2 separate regions of the Homo sapiens genome follow, and region 2 is linked to region 1. The links are chromatin loops, found by intact Hi-C in ENCODE. Cell type or tissue: dorsolateral prefrontal cortex. All regions are shown on one strand. Links, peaks and the distances in the headings refer to the core of each region. The heading gives the core; the rest is flanking DNA. Region 1 overlaps UBE2G2 (ubiquitin conjugating enzyme E2 G2). Region 2 holds the start of LOC124905038 (a long non-coding RNA gene).

Region 1 (11,366 bases), core at 1,957-6,956:
GCGGGCGGATCATGAGGTCAGGAGATCGCGACCATCCTGGCTAACAGTGAAACCCTGTCTCCACTAAAAATACAAAAAATTAGCCGGGCGTGGTGGCGGGCGCCTGTAGTCCCAGCTACTCTGAAGACTGAGGCAGGAGAATGGCGTGAACCCAGGAGGCGGAGCTTGCAGTGAGCTGAGATCACGCCACTGCACTCCAGCCTGGGCAACAGAGTGAGACTCTGTCTCAAAAAAAAAAAAAAAAAAAATGGAACGCAGGGCAAGAACTCGTATTTGGAAGGAGATGGGGGAAAGGAGCGGTATTATACCTATGTTGTATTTGCAGGCAAATGAGATGGAGCCCTCTCTGTAAAGAAGAGTCATTTGTGCAAGTAGACGGGGTCTGTGGGTGCAGGCCCTGGAGGGGCACACAATTGCCTGGAGGCTTCTGTGAGATCGGGAGAGGGAGGAGAGGCAGTCTCTTGACAAAATAAAGTATTTTTATTCATTTGTATTTATTAAATGAAAAAACAATCCCATGGTGTCCCTGTTGTGTGGTGGAACCTAATGACTGTTGAAATAAAGTTCTGTGTTTTCCCTGCCCTGCAGTGTGTGTCCCTTTGTCGTATTGTCAGAGGAGCCTGTGGCCACTGCCCCCAGGGAGCACACCAGATCATCCCAGCTGGGATTCCTCACGGTGGGGGCTTTTCTGCAGACTTGGGTTAGCTCTGGCATGTTTTCTTCTGTTTCTGATCTCCCTTCTGTCATTCTGTGGTCTTCCTCTGGAATTCTCAGGTTAGTTGGGGTCTGTGAGACGGATGTGTTCACTAACCTATAAATGACATTTTGCAGCTTTTTCAGCAGATGCCATTGTGTGAGTGGCACATTTGACCACTAGAAGCCAGCAGGCTGTTCCGACTGCGCTTCCCTCCTGCAGTTGCTTAGAAGCACAGCTCCCTGTCATCACTCCTCTGTGGTCCTCTGTGGTCACGGTTGGTTGCGATGAGACCTGCCTCTGCGTCTTGTTACTTAGCATGTCAATAAAGAGGCAGATTCCTGTGTCAGTGATTTGCTGTTTCTGTTTTGGTAGTTGGCGGTCAGCTTTCCTTTGTAATCCTGTGAGGCAGGGTCCCCAGGCTTCCCCAGGTGCTGGCGCCTCGTTCCCTGGGCTGGTTCCCAGGCTGCTCCTGGTGGGGTGCACTGGGCGAGTGCCTCAGCACAGGCCCCCAGGCATGTCTGTTCTGCCCTTTGCCCAGTGTTCTCACTAAGCATTCTTTTTAATGGGTAAGAACTCTAATGTGATACTGAGTTGGGGTCCCCAAGACCACCCAGGGCGGCGATTCTCCAGGAGGACAGAGGCCATGCAGGTCACGGTAGTCACGGCTGTGATTTCCCACAGGGAGGACACTGAGCAAAATCGGCCAAGGGAAAGGTTCCTGGGGCCGAGTCCAGGGGCACCATGCTCAGCTTTGGAGGCCTCTCCTGGGGTGGGGGTCACGCAGGATGCGCCTCACTCCCCTGCAAGCAGCTGGGACTCTGCGTGTGCGATGTTGGGGATGCCCTGCCTGGTGATGTACCCGGGGGCTGGTCACGTGAGCAGCTTCTGCCTGGGCTGCGCTACAATTCCAGACTCTCAGCAGGGATGTGAGTGTTCTGCCTAAACCACCTTGTACAAATAGCACAGGCCCAGTGAGGCGGGGTTCAGGGAGCCCCTCGGAAATCCCAGTTCCCAGACGCCAGCCAAGGGCCAGCCCGGCCAGCGGGCCTCAGGACGGCCGTCCCCACTGTATGGACCCTTTCTGCGCAGATAACCTTGGGGGTTGACAGTGATTTTTACCATTTCATTTGCTCTGTGTTTCTGGGTTTTGTCTGCTGGCACTGGTTTGCCACAGTTGTTTGCCTGTCTGGCTGAGTGCCGTCCTTGCTTTTCCCATGCAACTGTCTGCTTCCTGGGATGGGGAGGGCTGCTGGGGTGGCCAGGGAAGCTCTAGGGTCTCATCTTCTGGGTGTTGGGGCTTTTCACCCTTCCTGGGGGTTAGCGGCCCCAGTTCACTGCTTGGGCCACAGCAAGGGTGGCGTCCACAGCTCTGACTCTCACTTCTGGGATTGCTGCACCTGCTGGGGCTTCTCCAGTCCAGTCTCTGTGTAGATGAGGTTGCTAATTTTTCAGAGGAGTGCTGTTCTGTACCAGTTTCTTCATAGGATATGGAACTGCTCCAGCTGCACAGAAAGGCACCCCAGGGCAGCCCCAGCTTCCCTCCCCTGGGCGTGCCTTGCACCGTGGCCCCCTGAGCTGACAAGGTTTCTGCAGGCTGGAATTTGTGCTGGAGGCGAGGGCCCTGGGGATGCTACCTGGACACAAGGAGGGGACAGGAAACAGGTACAAAAATTCGGGGCTGCCAAGGGGCAGTGAACACACTAAGGACAGGTGGATTCTGGAAACCCTGCCCTGGAGGGGACCGCGGGGCCGCTTGGGGTGGGGGCAGGGTTTGGAGAGGGGCTGTGAACAAAGCCAGCCCCTCTGGGTGTTGGCCTGGGGCCTGGACCCTGGGCTGGGGGGGGCACCCTGGGAGGAGGTCTCGTCGTGCTGATGTGGCGTGGTGGCCCCATCTGGGAGGGAATGCTGTTGGGCCCAGGTCCTGGCTGAGCCCTGTGGAAGCTGGAGGTGTTCAGCTCCTCAGATCTGTCCAGGTTGTGACCCGTTGTCACGAGAGCCTGGCTTTGTTGAGGGGACAAAGCAAGGTGAACCTCCCTGCAGAGGCAGGAAACACCAGCTTCCTCCCCCAAACCCCGGCACCACTCAGCCAGCCATAGCCTGTACCCCCTCACCATCCCAGACACACCTTCCAGGCCTCAACACCCACCGAACCCACCCACTGGGCAGTGCCAACTGTCTGGTACCCCGAGGCAGGTCTGGTGCCCCCGAGGCAGCTGGCCCATGCCCTTCGTCATCCCCTGGTGAACATCTGTAACCCCTGCCCTTGGCCTCACCCCGTTGAATGTCCCAGCCCTGCCCTCTGCTGGGTGGGCGTACTGGTTCGGGGATCCCATAGGAGCGTCAGGGAGATGGGGCTCTCCACCTTTGTGCCCCTCCTGTGCCCCCGTTCCCATGCCTGGACTGTGAGCGCTGCTGGCTGTGTGGAACCTGACCTCCAGGGCCCGAGCTCTGACACCAGAAGTGGGCAAGTCCTCACACGTCCGGGCATCTTCCCCTCTGAAGGCTGTGAACCCAGCCATGAGATGTCCGAGGGCGTGCTCTGAGGAGTTGAGGTGGGGGAGGTGAGGTCATTTGCCAAAGCCCCAGCCAAGAAATGGTCCTCGCCGTGCCCCGATGCATCGCTGAATCTGCAAGGCCCCCCACCCTCCAGGACTGTGGCCCCTCTGCCTCCATGGGGTGCGGTTGGTGGCATGAGGCCCACTGCACCCTCCTATGCAGTGTCCACCTAGACCCAGGGGCCTGCTGGGCAGCCTCCACTGCTCCACCTTCCCCCGCTTCAGGTGCTGGCCTTTGCGACACAGCCACCTCATGTCTCTTCTCGCACCCTGGTCTGGTCCTCTCAGTCCCCCCACCATCAGGCTTATTAGCCCACCTGCTGCACTTGGCAAAGCCTCACCTTCCACTCGGGGCCAGGAGACACCAGGGCCCGGCCCTCAGCACCCTCCCTTACATGCCTGGAAGTTCCTCTGTCCACCAGCTCAGTGGGGAAGTGCTCTGGACACCCCAGCCACTTTCCTTCTGCTCCAGACTCCAGATTTTCCTCCCCCTGCAGTGGCCATGCATGTTGTCTGCCTCCCACAAGTGTGGCCCTGCGGCCCTGCCCCCAGCTGGGTGGTGCACTGGTCAGGTGACTCACTCCCCTACATCCTTATCAGAACCCCCCGGGGGCTGGGGTGAAGATCGGCCAGCCTGGTAGCTGGCAGTGCTGTTGCTCTAAGTTGCTTGTCATAGGGATAACAAGAACGCATCCTGTGGCTTTCTTTTTTGAGTACAATTTCATGAGAGGCTAGGATGGCAAAGTGAAAGGAACTGGTTTTTCAGGTGTGTAAGTACAGAGCATTCAGCCCCATCTCTGTGGTCGGGAGATGATGCAGGGCCCTATCTCCGGTTTAGGCTTTGCAGTGGCACCCTGTCGTGTGACTGGGTGGGGCTGGGTGCCTTTGTGTGGGGACCACAGACCTGAAAGCTGCTCCTGGCATTGCCAGGAGTGTTGTCTGGGGCTTGCCAAATAGGCATGGGCAGAGTTGGCGTGGGGTGGCGGGGGGGTCGGAGGGAGGGCAGGATGTGTTCTGTGGTCCTGCCCTGTGGGCAGAGGCTGACGTGGGGCATCCCCACTGCTGCCTGGTCAGTGGCTGTGGGTGAGCTGTGGGCCTGGCAGCTGAAGGTGGCTCTGGCCAGCCTGCTGGGGCTTGGCCTTCCTCAGACCCCAGCAGCTGTATGACCTGGGCTAGCGAGGGAAGCTGTCTAGGTCTTTGTTTTCTGGTCTGGGAATGGGTTTGATGGCAGTCACATCCCAGCCCTGAGTGGTGGTGAGGATTAAAGACCATGTGTGCAAAGCACAGAGAACACGGAGTAGCTCGGGAGACAGCAGCCCTCCCTGTGGTGGGCGTGTCCAGGAGGCCACCCCCGCCCACCTCTCGGGGCAGGATCTCCTGTCTCGGTCCCTCCCAGCCCAGCGCATGTCTGAGCTGTGGTCAGGAAATCTTGTCCTCAGCTGTGCCCCTTGCCCCGGTCAGCTCTTCAGGTGGCAGTGGGCACATGTGTGCCAGGAGGGAAGGGGGCATCGTCCTCACAAGGGTGACATGGGGCCACCTCCAGGGCACAGCCACGGGGCCACCTGAGACTTGGCAGCAGTCAGCAACATGGCTCCTGGATGCCTTCCCACCCAGGCCTGTCCGAAGGAGAGCTCCTCCAATGTGGGGTGGATGGAGCCGCACCCTGGGTGGCATCCCTCCAGGAGGTCACCCACTGAGAGTCCTGGGCCTAGCTGCTCACCCTCCCACCGCAGGGCCAGGTCCCTACCAGGCGGCCACCATCTCGGATCCTCAACATTCCAGTCTGAGTCTGAAGAGAACTTTCAGATCAGAGCACGAGTTCCATGGGCCTGGGGCGGCATGTGCTGGGTGTGTGGGTGCCCCGAGTGCGCCAGGTGTCCCGGGTGCCCCAGTTGTGCCAGTTGTGCTGGATGCCCGGGTATGCTGGGTGCCCTGGGTGTGTAGGTGCCCCAGGTGTGCAGGGTGTCCTGGGTGTGCTGGATGCCCCGGGTGTGTAGGTGCCCCGGGTGTGCTGGGTGCCTGGGTGTGCCGGGTGCCTGGGTGTGCCGGGTGTCCCGGGTGTGCTGGATGCCCGGGTGTGCTGGGTGCCCGGGTGTGCTGGGTGCCTGGGTGTGCAGGGTGCCTGGGTGTGCCGGGTGTCCCGGGTGTGCTGGATGCCCGGGTGTGCTGGGTGCCCGGGTGTGCTGGGTGCCTGGGTGTGCAGGGTGTTCTGAGTGTGTAGATGCCCCGGGTGTGCTGGATGCCCGGGTGTGCTGGGTGCCTGGGTGTGCAGGGTGCCCCGGTTGTGTAGGTGCCCCGGGTGTGTAGGTGCCCCAGGTGTGCTGGGTGTCCTGGGTGTGCAGGGTGCCTGGGTGTGCTGGGTGCCCGGATGTGCAGGGTGCCCCAGGTGTGTAGGTGCCCCGGGTGTGTAGGTGCCCCGGGTGTGTAGGTGCCCCGGGTGTGCTGGGTGTCCTGGGTGTGCAGGGTGCCTGAGTGTGCTGGGTGCCTGGGTGTGCAGGGTGCCCCGGGTGTGCTGGGTGTCCCGGGTGTGCAGGGTGTCCCGGGTGTGCAGGGTGCCTGGGTGTGCTGGGTGCCCGGGTGTGCTGGGTGTCCCAGGTGTGCTCGGTGCCTGGGTGTGCTGGGTGCTTGGGTGTGTAGGTGCCCCAGGTGTGTAGGTGCCCCAGGTGTGTAGGTGCCCCGGGTGTGCTGGGTGCCTGGGTGTGCTGGGTGTCCTGGGTGTGCTGGGTGTCCGGGTGTGGTGGGTACCCCAGGTGTGCTGGGTGCCTGTCCCTTGGACGTCCCATGACAGGCACATCCCTGCTGGGCAGGGAGCATGTTGGACACCTGCCATGGCCCCAGCCTCTGTGCGGGGCACTCCTGTTTGCTCAGGGCTGGTGGAGGAGCAGCGGGAAACCAGAAGAGTTCTCAGGTTGTGTGCGTGTGTGGGGCTTTCTGGCAGAGGACTGTCTCGTTGGAACCAATTCAGATGGAAACAAACGTGGAAGGTTGTCCTTTGCTAATGGATCTTTGAAATCCTGGATAATATACTAAATGAGTTGGAACCACATGAAACATCTGCAGCTTAAGGGCAGAAGAGACTTTGGGATTCTCACGGGTTTCTCCTGCTGGACTGGTTCCCACCTGAAGGAGCTCCTAAAGCAGAGGACGGGGCTGCAGCACGATCCCAAATGTCCCGGGGGGGCCGATCCCACCCAGACCTCGGGTTCCACGTCACCAAGCATGTGTGTTTGTGCACACCTGTGTGCAGATATGTGCACACATGTAGGAGAGTGTGTGTGCCTGTGGGGGCGTCTTTGGAGCAGTTCCAGCAAAGCATTTGGCCTGCTCTTTTGTGAAGTTCTCTATCTCTCGGTCTCTGTCTCTCCATCTGTCTCTGTCTCTTCCCTCGCGCCTGGGCTGCTCCGCAGGTGTCCTGTCGTGTCAGCCCTGACTTGCTATGGAGGGTGGAGCCCAGGGCAGTGAGGCCAGCGGCTCGTGGGCTCCAGGGGCGTACATGGTAGAGATAGGGCCCGAGCAGCCCAGAGTGGGCACCTGGGAAGGCTACTCATCCCAGCCCCAGAGCAGCCCTGCAGGCAGCCAGCGTTGGAGCACACCCCTCTCTCCTCCCACAGGGGCTGCTGAGAGGTGGATGTGGCAAGAACCTGATCCCTGGAACTGATGGGGACGTGGGCAAGACAAACACGTGCCCTTAGCTGGCCACTCCTGGGCCTGCCTACAAAGACCCCAGGGCTGGGTGGAGCTGGGTCGCCATCTGGGCCTGGGAGCTGCGTCCCTGGATGGAAGACAGGTTGGCTCCTCATCCTGCCCCCACCAGCCACGTAACCCTCCTTGATGCCGTGGGGTCACGAGAGTCTGTGTCTGGTGGCTCTGACGAGACTGAATTAGCTACCTAGCAAGGGTACGTAGCGAGCCTAGCTGTGGCAGCCCTTCCTGGTTGAAGTTGGCAGTTGCGGCATGGCCAAGGTCCACTCTTAGCACACTGGGAGCTGGACAGAGAGCTGCAGGCCCTGGGCTTCCTGGCCAGAGGTCCTGGAATCGGCTTGCCAATGCCTATCCATTCCGGTTGCTTCTAGCAAGAAATGTGAAAACGTAACCTCCAGTTGAGTGTGATCTCCAACCCAGTCCCCTTCTGTGTTTGTCACAGGGGTTCCTAACGAGGGGCTGCCTGGCCTCCTGGGCACACTGGGCGGCATCTGCAGACCTTTCTGGTTGTCACAGTGAGGAGCTGTCGGCCTCCAGCGGGCAGAGACTGGGGTGCTGGCCAATGGGCCTGCAAACAGGGACCCAACCCCGGAACTCAGCTGGACCGAGTCAGCCTAACCTTCCACTGGGCTGCTTCTGTTTGAGAACCCAGGGCTGGGGTTTGCCATAGACAACGATGTGGGTGGTGACAGGGAAGGAGAGGAGGGCAGAGCCCGTGACATGCCGAACACCAGGTGCTGGAGGGCAGTGGGGTGGGGAATGGACCAGGGAGCTACCCGGCCACGCCCCTGCACCACCCTCGCATGCCAGACCCCCACACCTGCTCACCCACACAGTGCCACGCCCACACACGCCCAGGCACACAGCCACTCACACGTGCTCACACACACATACACACTCACCCTTTGCTCTCTGTTCTTCAGAATGTGCCGTTTCTATTCACCCATCTTCAAGGCCACTGACTCTTCCACCATCTCCATTCTGCTGTGCGCCCATGGGGTAAAATTTGTATTTCGTATGTTGTATTTTTTAGTTCTACAGTCTTTGTGTAGGTTTGTTTCCTGCTCTCCGTTTCTCTGTTGGGAACGCCTGTCCTCTCACGCAGCCCAGGTGTGCTCACCTTTGCCTCCAGAGGACGCTGCCGGAACTGCCTTAGAGCCTCGTCTGATGGTTCCAGCCTCGGCTGCGTCTTGGGGTTGGCATCTGTTGATTATCTTTTCCTCGAGAATTGTAATTTTTAAATTCACTATATGTTGAGTAATTTTATGTGAATATTTTGAATGTTATGTTTCCAGACTCTGGTGGTGGCGGCAGAGCTCTCGGGAGCTTTTCTGTGCGGCGTGGACCTTTTCTGTGTGTGTGCAGCTTTGGGGAGCCAAGAACATTCTTTGGTCCATGCCTGAGTGAGAGGCCTTGCCCAGCCCTCTTCCCAGGAGCTCCAGGGCCCCTTCCCCACCGTCTCTGGCTGGAATCTGGAATGCTCTGAGAATGTCTCCCCTGCTCCGTGCAGCTCAGCACAGCTGGAGCTGCCTCAGAACAAGGCAGTGATGAGCGTGGAGAGAAAAGCAATGTAACTGTTCGTGGAAGACGCCCTGGACTCTCCCCTTCTCCAGAAGAGAACTGTTGCTCTTGGTCCCCTTGGCGCTTGAGAACTGGTGGGTCCACCTGAATTGGTCCGAGTTTGGTTTTACCATTTGTTGGGTGGAGTCTGAGAAATGTCACAAGGGCCTCCCAAGTCTCTGTACCTGAGTGGGACTCCGTGTCCACCCTCCGTCTCTCCTGTGGCTCCTGCCAGGGCTTGCCTTTAGGCATGGCCAGCGTCTAGGGTAGACCTACTTGAGGGTGTCTTCCTCACTTCTCAGTTGTGGCCTTTCTAGTTTCTCGGCTGGATGCCCAGGGGATCTCAGAGGGATTCGGGGGCTCTTTCCATGCTGGCCTGGCCAGAGCTCTGTGTCCCCAGCACCCTCCACTTCTTGTTTCCTCCCCCCTCAGCCCAAGGCAGCTTCTCTGTAGGTTGCCACGTGCTCCCTCCGGGCAAATGCAGCAGCACCCAGCTGAGGCCTTGGGGCCCCATGAATTTTAGGCCCCGCCTCTGTGCCCTCCTGCTTCCGTCTCCAGCTCCTAGGCTCAGGGGCCCTGCCAGGCTCTGCCTGGAGTCAAGCCTCTGTGCCTGGGTAGAAATTGCCCTGGGAAGGGAGCTGTGGCATCTGCAGTGTGTCCTTCCCCCTGGATCACAGCCTTCACCCACCCGCGCCTGTAGACTGGTGCCTGTGCGTTCCGTCCAGTGTTTGACTGTTTAGGGCAGACGTGCTAGTCCAGGACTAGGCCCCCATTCTAGTCAGCAGCAGAACCTTGAGGGAATTCACACCTTTATTTTGTATTGATTCCCTTGTTAGAGCCAATATGTGTCACTTTTTAATTTGAAAATCGTGAAATAGCGATGGGAACGTTGGTAATCTGTGGCCTGCCTTTTGCAGGTACAACTCTGCCCGACTGCTCAGACCGACCGCTCTTGCTCAGCACTCTGAGGAGCAGGAGTGGGTGCAGCCAAATCTTCTGCGTTTTCTCCTGAAGTCTGCTGCAGGGAGAGAGTGAGGGCCGCGCACCTCCAGGGAGGGGACGCAAGCAAACATAAGTTCAGTTTTGACACCTGTTCGTCACCCTTTAAAGAGCGCATTCAGAGCTTATGTGATGCTCATTTTGGCTTTAGTCATTGGGCGTCTGAGCCCACACTCGGCGTTTGGAGGCCTGGTTTGGAGATTCCGACAGACCTTGGCTAAGGCCCATCCAAAGAAGCAGGAAAGGCCAGAAGCCCCATCTCAGAGAGGCCGCTGCCCATCAGTGTCGGTGCCCTGAGCTGGCCGTGGGGGGTTGTCACTGGGCTCTGTGCAAGGACACCAACCACTGCCATGAGGGCAAGACCCCCTGGGCAGGGATGGTCATCTGGCAACACCACTGGCCTGATGTCCACGGGGAGAAGAGGGGCCACGGGGCAGCAGGGGCCGCTCAGCTCCAGGCTCTTTCTGGGTTGTGGCTCACAGGGGGCTGGCAGGAGGGCATGCTGGCCTGGTGGCCGGGCCCTCCCACTGTGGTGGGGTTTGCTGTGTGCCCAACCAGAGCCCTCTGTAGGGGTGGAGCAGTCCCTCGCTTCCATGGCTGTGGGAGCTGGAGAAGCCTACCAGCCACTGTCAGCCAAAGTGGCCGGCTGATTGGAGAGCGTGGCCCCGAGGTGGGGCTTCGGCCTCAGCCAAAGTGGCCGGCTGATTGGAGAGCGTGGCCCCAAGGTGGGGCTTCGGCCTCAGCGGGCTCAGGGAGGGCTGGAGCCTCAGCAGAAGGAGCCAGGTCAGGGTGGGGAGGGTTCAGGGCAGCAGCTCGTTCTGGAATGAGGGTGGAGCTTTGGAGTTTAGGGAGAGGCAGGGGCTCCTGAGCTGGCCTGGTAGGGCTGTGCCTGGGGGTGGGGGATGTGAGGGAGGCGTGGCACAGCTCTGGGGGGCCCTGTAGCCCGGGATCCAGACTGACCTTCGGGAATGTTCACTTGTCCTGTTGTATGGGAAAGGATGGAGCCCAGGAAGGAGGAGACTGTGGCGGGAGCCCAGGGGCCAGCTGGCGACAGTGAGGAGGGGCTGCCCCAGGTATCACAAGGGGCCCCACGTTTACGAGGGACCACAAAGACACAGCTCCAGGGTAGGATGAGGGGCTGCAGGACCTGGGGGCAAACAGGCTCCGCATACACACAGGTGTGCACCACGAACTGCCCAGGGCACCAGTGTGCAAGCCCTGGACAGGTGACGCCTGATGTTCCTCCACCTGGGCTCGTCCCACTCCTGGGGCGCCTGCCGCGGGGCAGATACCTCCAGCCTGCAGGGCCCCGGGCAGCTGGCAGCAGCCCCATGAGACAGCTCTCACTTGCCCACACTCAGTGTGTGTGGACCGCCTCTGGTCCCTCCATGTGCCCTCCAGACAATGATTACAAAGTAATTAACCTACATTTAGCCTGTTTGTCATAAATAAATTAGCCACCTGAATCATCTGATTTGCCAGCCTACACAGGCTTGGTTACCAGGTGAGTGTCTCTGCAGGGGGAGCTGGGGTCCCTGCAGCCCCCATATCAGGCTGCTGCTGCCATGTCCACCTGCATGCAGGTGGTAGAGGAGGTCACCCATGGGTGCCGGCTCACACCCCAGCTGGGCCTTGGTGGCTGAGGGTGTCGCTCATTGTACCTGGAGCTCCGCACTGGCAGAGAGTGCAGCCTGAGGGGTTTGCCTCGGACACTGGCTGGCCCCTTCCACCTATCCCTGAGGGCTGAGTGGGTGGCATTGGGGGAAGACCCCACAGGCCAGGGAGGTGGCACCCTCTGGCTGCAGGACCATGCTGGGCCTCAGGAACTGGCCCTGGGGGTTTGTGGACCACAC
Region 2 (5,612 bases), core at 1-5,000, 240 kb after region 1:
GTGAACCTCCAGGGCATGACACACGGGCTGACAGGGCTGGGCATCGCGTGGTACCCCTTCCCAAACCATGGGAAGACAATGCCTGCCTCCCTGCAGCCTCCTTGGTAGGGTGGCCCGGCTGCCGCCTCTGCCCACACCCTCCCTGTCTGCTAGATCAGAGATGAGATCCAAGGAGATGACGAGCCTGAAAGGTTATTTTTACAGAGAGCCTTCTCAGCAGTCCGTTCCCGCTGCTGGGGAGGTGAGTGGAGGTGGCGATAGATGCTCCAGACAGGTTACCCGTGGGAAATGGGCATGGGTTCCGCCCAGCACGTGTGTGAGCTGCTCTCTTTCACATTATCGAGAGCACAACTTGCCGTAGAAGCAGTGAGCCTTTTAACAAGGCCACAACCCACAACATGTAAACTTCACTGGGGGCTGCACAGATCACAAAGCCCCTGGCAGCAGTGAGTGGCCTCCCTTTGACAGGCCTTTCCTGTGAGAGCGAAACGTGGAAACTGATGCCCGAGGCTGAGGCGCAGGAGTCGTGGCTTGTGACTTGGGGCTTGGGAATCGCGCTCCCGCGAGGATTGCTCTGGATTTCCGTTCTCGGAAATCTTAACCGAGTCACAACGTTTCTATCACAAGCCAAAGAAAGACTGGACTACGTGGAGGAGCATCAGAACTTGTCCACCAACTCAGAGACCCTGGGCATTGAGGTGTTCCGCATCCCTCAGGTGGGGCTCTTTGTGGCCACAGCCAATCGCAAAGCCACATCCGCCGTCTACAAGTGGACCGAAGAGAAGTTCGTCTCATATCAGAACATCCCCACGCACCAAGCACAGGCCTGGAGGCATTTCACCATCGGGAAAAAGGCAAGTCTGTGTTCGGTGACTTTCTCCATCCCCTTTCTCTTGGAAAGCCCCGAGTCCACAGGCGGGGCCCCCTACACTGATTCTGCAGGTAAAGGAGTTTCTCACGGTGTCACCTCGTTCAGGCGGTAAAAGGCTGACAGAGTCGCACACGTGAGCCCACCACCCTAAATCCAGGATGTGACTTTGAGGCAGTCTGCTTGGCTCCCGCAAAACGGACGACCAGACCATTTCCCACATGCCATCTCGTTCTACATAGACCCCTCGTCACTACATTTAAAACCTGTTGAGAGTGTTTACATGAGCTGGTCAAGAACCCACAAATCGTTTCAGAAAGACACTAGAAAATGGACATTCCTGATCCTTCCTTTCCTCAAATGTTGAGGACACGTGATGTCCACATGCAAGGCTGAGGCCAGGCTCAGGGGAGCCATGGGTGGGACCTCGCAGGCTGACAGCCACCTTCCTGTCAGGGCTGCTCTGGGCAGAGGGTCGAGGTGGTGGGTCTGGGAGATGGTTGACATCCCAATGGGAAGGATGGGGTTTCCTCTTCCCAGCTCCGTCCACTCCCTGGACTCTACACAGCCATGTCCTAGAGACAGCACCTCCTGACTGCCCCCAAATAGTCACTCACTGGCCTACAATGTGCCAAGGAGGCCCACCAGGCCCTGCCTGGACACAGGGCTAAAGCAGTGAACACAGCAGATGGAAACTGCTCTCCTGTGGCTTACAGCCACCCTCATGCAGGCTGCATTTGCATCCAGCATGGCGGGTGAATAACTAGTTGGTTTTTTTTTTTTTGATTGATGACATCATAAGGTTTTAATTTTTTGTTATAAAAAAAACTTTGCATCAAAGAACAATTGGAAAATTCAGAAAAGCAAAGGGGACAATATTTTGTTCCATCATCCAAGCAAGTACGTAGGTTCATGTGGCGTCCTTGCCTCCAAGCACATCGTCCATGAACCATGCACCTTGCCCCTCATTCTGTATGTTCACACAGCTACACTATGAGCCCTGGGCACATTGCGCCATGTTCATGTTTTACACACATTGCCCTGACACAGCTTTGCGTGGTGATCACACCCATAACACAGGAGAGCAGGTTGTGATGCGTTTTTCTGGTCATCTGGGTTATGAAGAACATTTTTGTGCATAAAGCTTTTCCTGAATTTGGGAATTTTGGCTTTTGTGTTTTTGCCTTCAGATAGCAATAGAAGTGGAAATATTGGGTAAAGAATATGGACATTTTCAAGGGTCTTGATGAATGTAATGACCGGCTCTGCGCCCACCCCACCATGATGACCTGTAATGCGGGGGCCTCGGTCCTCTGTCCCTGCACCACGTAGCAGCCGTGGATCTGGAGAGAGATGCTGATGTTCAGAAGCCTTCAGAAACCAGGCCGCTGGCACCGACCCAAGCAGAACCACGTGGTCCCGGTTTACTCTCTTTCAGATCTTCCTGGCAGTGGCTAATTTTGAACCAGATGAGAAGGGTCAGGAGTTCTCTGTCATTTACAAATGGAGCCACAGAAAGCTGAAGTTTACCCCATATCAGAGCATTGCCACACACAGCGCCCGAGACTGGGAGGCCTTCGAGGTGGATGGGGAGCACTTCCTGGCGGTGGCCAACCACCGGGAAGGTAGGGCAGGAGTGGCCTTCACACCGGGAGGCAACCATTCCAGGGGCAGAGCGAGACTTGCAGGCAGGGCGAATGTGTATCTTATTAGAAAACAATAAGCCACATGCAGCACAGGGTGAACATGCGTTCTGGACCGTTCCTCACTGTCTGGGGGAGGGACATCTACTGGTGGTCCCTGGGGCACCTGCCCACAGCACAGCCACCCCAGAAACATGGACTGCCAGACTGACTCCCAGCACAGAATACCTGCCAGCCTCCCTCCTTGTCTGAAACTGACTGACTGACTAGCTGATTAACTACCTAACTCACTGACTACCCGACTGACTACCTAATTACCTGATGACTGACTGCCTGATGACTGATTGACTAAATTACCTGACTTCTTGACTAACTACTTGACTAATTACATGACTAACTACCTGACTGACTGATTGACGACCTGAATGACCAACTACATCACAGACTGACTGACTACTTCACTGACTGACTGACTGACTAACTACCTGACTGTCTGACTGACTACCTGACTGATACCTGATTGGCTGACTGACAACCTGAATGACTAGCTGACTGGCTAACTGACTGACTATCTGACTAACTACCTGACTGACTGACCACCTGAATGACTAACTATCTGACTGGCTGGCTGGCTGACTGCCTCACTGACTGACTGACTGACTGACTGCCTCAAAGAGTGACTGACTGACTGACTGACTACCTGAATGACTAACTACCTGACTATCTGACTGACTGACTGATTACCTGACTAACTACCTGACTGGCTGACTGGCTATTGGCTGACTGACTACCTCACTGACTGATTGACTAACTACCTGACTGTCTATCTGAATGACTACCTGACTCTCTGACTGACTACTAATTACCTGACTGACTACCTTACTGACTGATTGACTGACTGTCTCACTGACTGATTACCTAACTACCTGATTAACTGACTAGCTGACTGACTAATTACCTAACTGACTAACTGATGACTAACTACCTAACTGACTGATGACTGACTACCTGACTGACTGATTACATGACTAACTGGCTAACTACCTGACTAACTGATTGACTGACTACCTGACTACATCACTGACTGGTTACCTTACTGACTACTTGTCTGACTGACTGACTGCCTGACTGACTACCTGACTAACTACCTGACTGACTGACTACCTAACTACCTGACTGGCTGACTAACTAACTGACTCATTGATTGACTGCCTGACTGACTACCTAATTACCTGACTCTCCCACTAACTGACTGATTACCTGACTAGCTACCTGACTGGCTAACTCATTAACTGACTTACTATCTGACTGACTAACTACCTGACTGTCTGACTGACTGAATGATTAGTTGACTAACTACCTGACTGGCTGGCTGGCTGGCTGACTGATGGACTACCTCACTGACTGACTGACTGACTGATGGAGTGACTACCTGCCTAACTACCTGACTGTCTGACTGACTGATTACCTAACTACTTGACTAGCTGACTGACTACCTCACTGACTGACTGACTATCTGACTGACTACCTGACTACCTCACTTATTGACTGATTGCCTAACTACCTGACTGACTGATGACTGAGTGACTACCTGACAACTGACTAACTACCTGACTGATGACTAACTACCTGACTGACTACCTGACTGATGACTGGCTACCTGACTAACTACTGAACTGACTGACTGACTACCTCACTGGCTAATTGACTGACTGACTGACAAACTACCTGACTGATTAATAACCTGACTCATGACTGACCAACTACCTGACTAGCCACTGAACTGACTGGCTGACTACCTAATTACCTGACTAACTGACTGACTGACTGACTGACTGACTACCTCACTGACTAACTGATTAACTACCTCACTGACTGGCTGACTGATTAACTACCTGGCTGACTACCTGACTGACTGACTGATGACTAACTACCTGCCTATCTGACTGGCTGATGACTACCTGACAACTGACTACCTCACTCACTGATGACTGACTACCTGACTGATTAACTACCTGACTGATGACTGACTACCTAACTACTGAACTGACTGACTGACGACCTAACTGACTGACTTACTGACTGACCATCTCAATGACTTAACTACCTCAGACTGACTGACGACTGACTGCCTACCTGACCGACTACCAAACTAACTGCCTGACTGACTGATTACCTTATTAACTACCTAACTGACTACCTGACTAACTACCTGACTACCTGACTTATTAACTACCTAACTGACTGACCAACTGACTACCTTACTGACTGACTGACACAACTGACCGACCACTTCACTGAGTGACTACCTACCTGACTGACTGACAAACTGACTGACTGACTGAATACCTCACTGACTAATTGGCTGGCTGGCTAACTGACTGACTGACCAACTACCTGACTGACAAATTAACTGACTGGCTGACTGACTACTTCACTGACTAATTGGCTGGCTGGCTGGCTGACTGACTGACCAACTACCTGACTGACAAATTAACTGACTGGCTGACTGACTACTTCACTGACTAATTGGCTGGCTGGCTGGCTGACTGACTGACTAACTGACTAACTACCTGGCTGACTGACAAACTACCTGACTGACTACTTGACTAACTGTTTCAGTGACTAACTGATGACTGACTATCTGACTGACTGACAACTGACTGACTGACTACCTCAATGACTGACTGACAGACTAAGCAGCCTCCCAGCAGGAAAGGTCTGACCAGCACAGGGAGGGCAGATGTTGGGTGGTGGGCCCAGGCCCATGGCAGGGATGCTGGCCTGGTGCCTGGCATGGCCAGGTGTGTGGTGGAGGACAGCTGCCGAGGACATGGGATCTGGATGGCCTCCATGGCCTTGTTTCCTGAGGACAGGCAGCTGTCCCGCCTTGTGCCAGCAGAGACAGTGAGGAGCACTGGCCTGGAAGGTACCGGGACACCTGCTTTCCAGGCCAGGACACTGCCCTGAGCGGCCACCATGAGTACCTGCCATTGTGTAGCTCCACGAGCCGGCCTGGGTCTGGGGGCATCTCTCCGCCTGCAGGACCTCCCAGACCCAACCCTGCCCAGGCTCCACAGCTCTGCACTCCCCTGAGCCCA

What was found. Hi-C counts contacts between places; a loop is a spot of excess contacts. Peaks named below come from ENCODE experiments on the same cell type or tissue, not always from the same donor. Only the 100,000 strongest peaks of a DNase experiment are listed, where the experiment ranks them.
Region 2: a loop joins it to region 1, with 2.2 times the contacts of the local background. A loop is called at or near these places in 2 of 110 quality-filtered maps.

The regions. Positions count from the first base shown.
Region 1 is chr21:44,758,261-44,769,626 of GRCh38, reverse strand. UBE2G2 (ubiquitin conjugating enzyme E2 G2) reads left to right here. Exons shown (of 6, transcript NM_003343.6): 6 at 1-1,047. Among named protein-coding and RNA genes, the nearest start is that of UBE2G2, 38 kb to the left of the region's middle. RefSeq lists enhancers at 102-602, 2,444-3,207, 3,208-3,971, 4,656-5,221 and a silencer at 899-1,193. In dorsolateral prefrontal cortex, for the core only: no CTCF peak of the experiment used is centred there; no DNase peak of the experiment used is centred there.
Region 2 is chr21:44,522,534-44,528,145 of GRCh38, reverse strand. TSPEAR (thrombospondin type laminin G domain and EAR repeats) reads left to right here. Exons shown (of 12, transcript NM_144991.3): 7 at 628-854; 8 at 2,307-2,493. LOC124905038 (a long non-coding RNA gene) reads right to left here and starts at 637. Exons shown (of 2, transcript XR_007067905.1): 1 at 1-637. In dorsolateral prefrontal cortex, for the core only: no CTCF peak of the experiment used is centred there; a DNase peak (open chromatin) is centred at 2,255; H3K27me3 peaks cover 770 bases.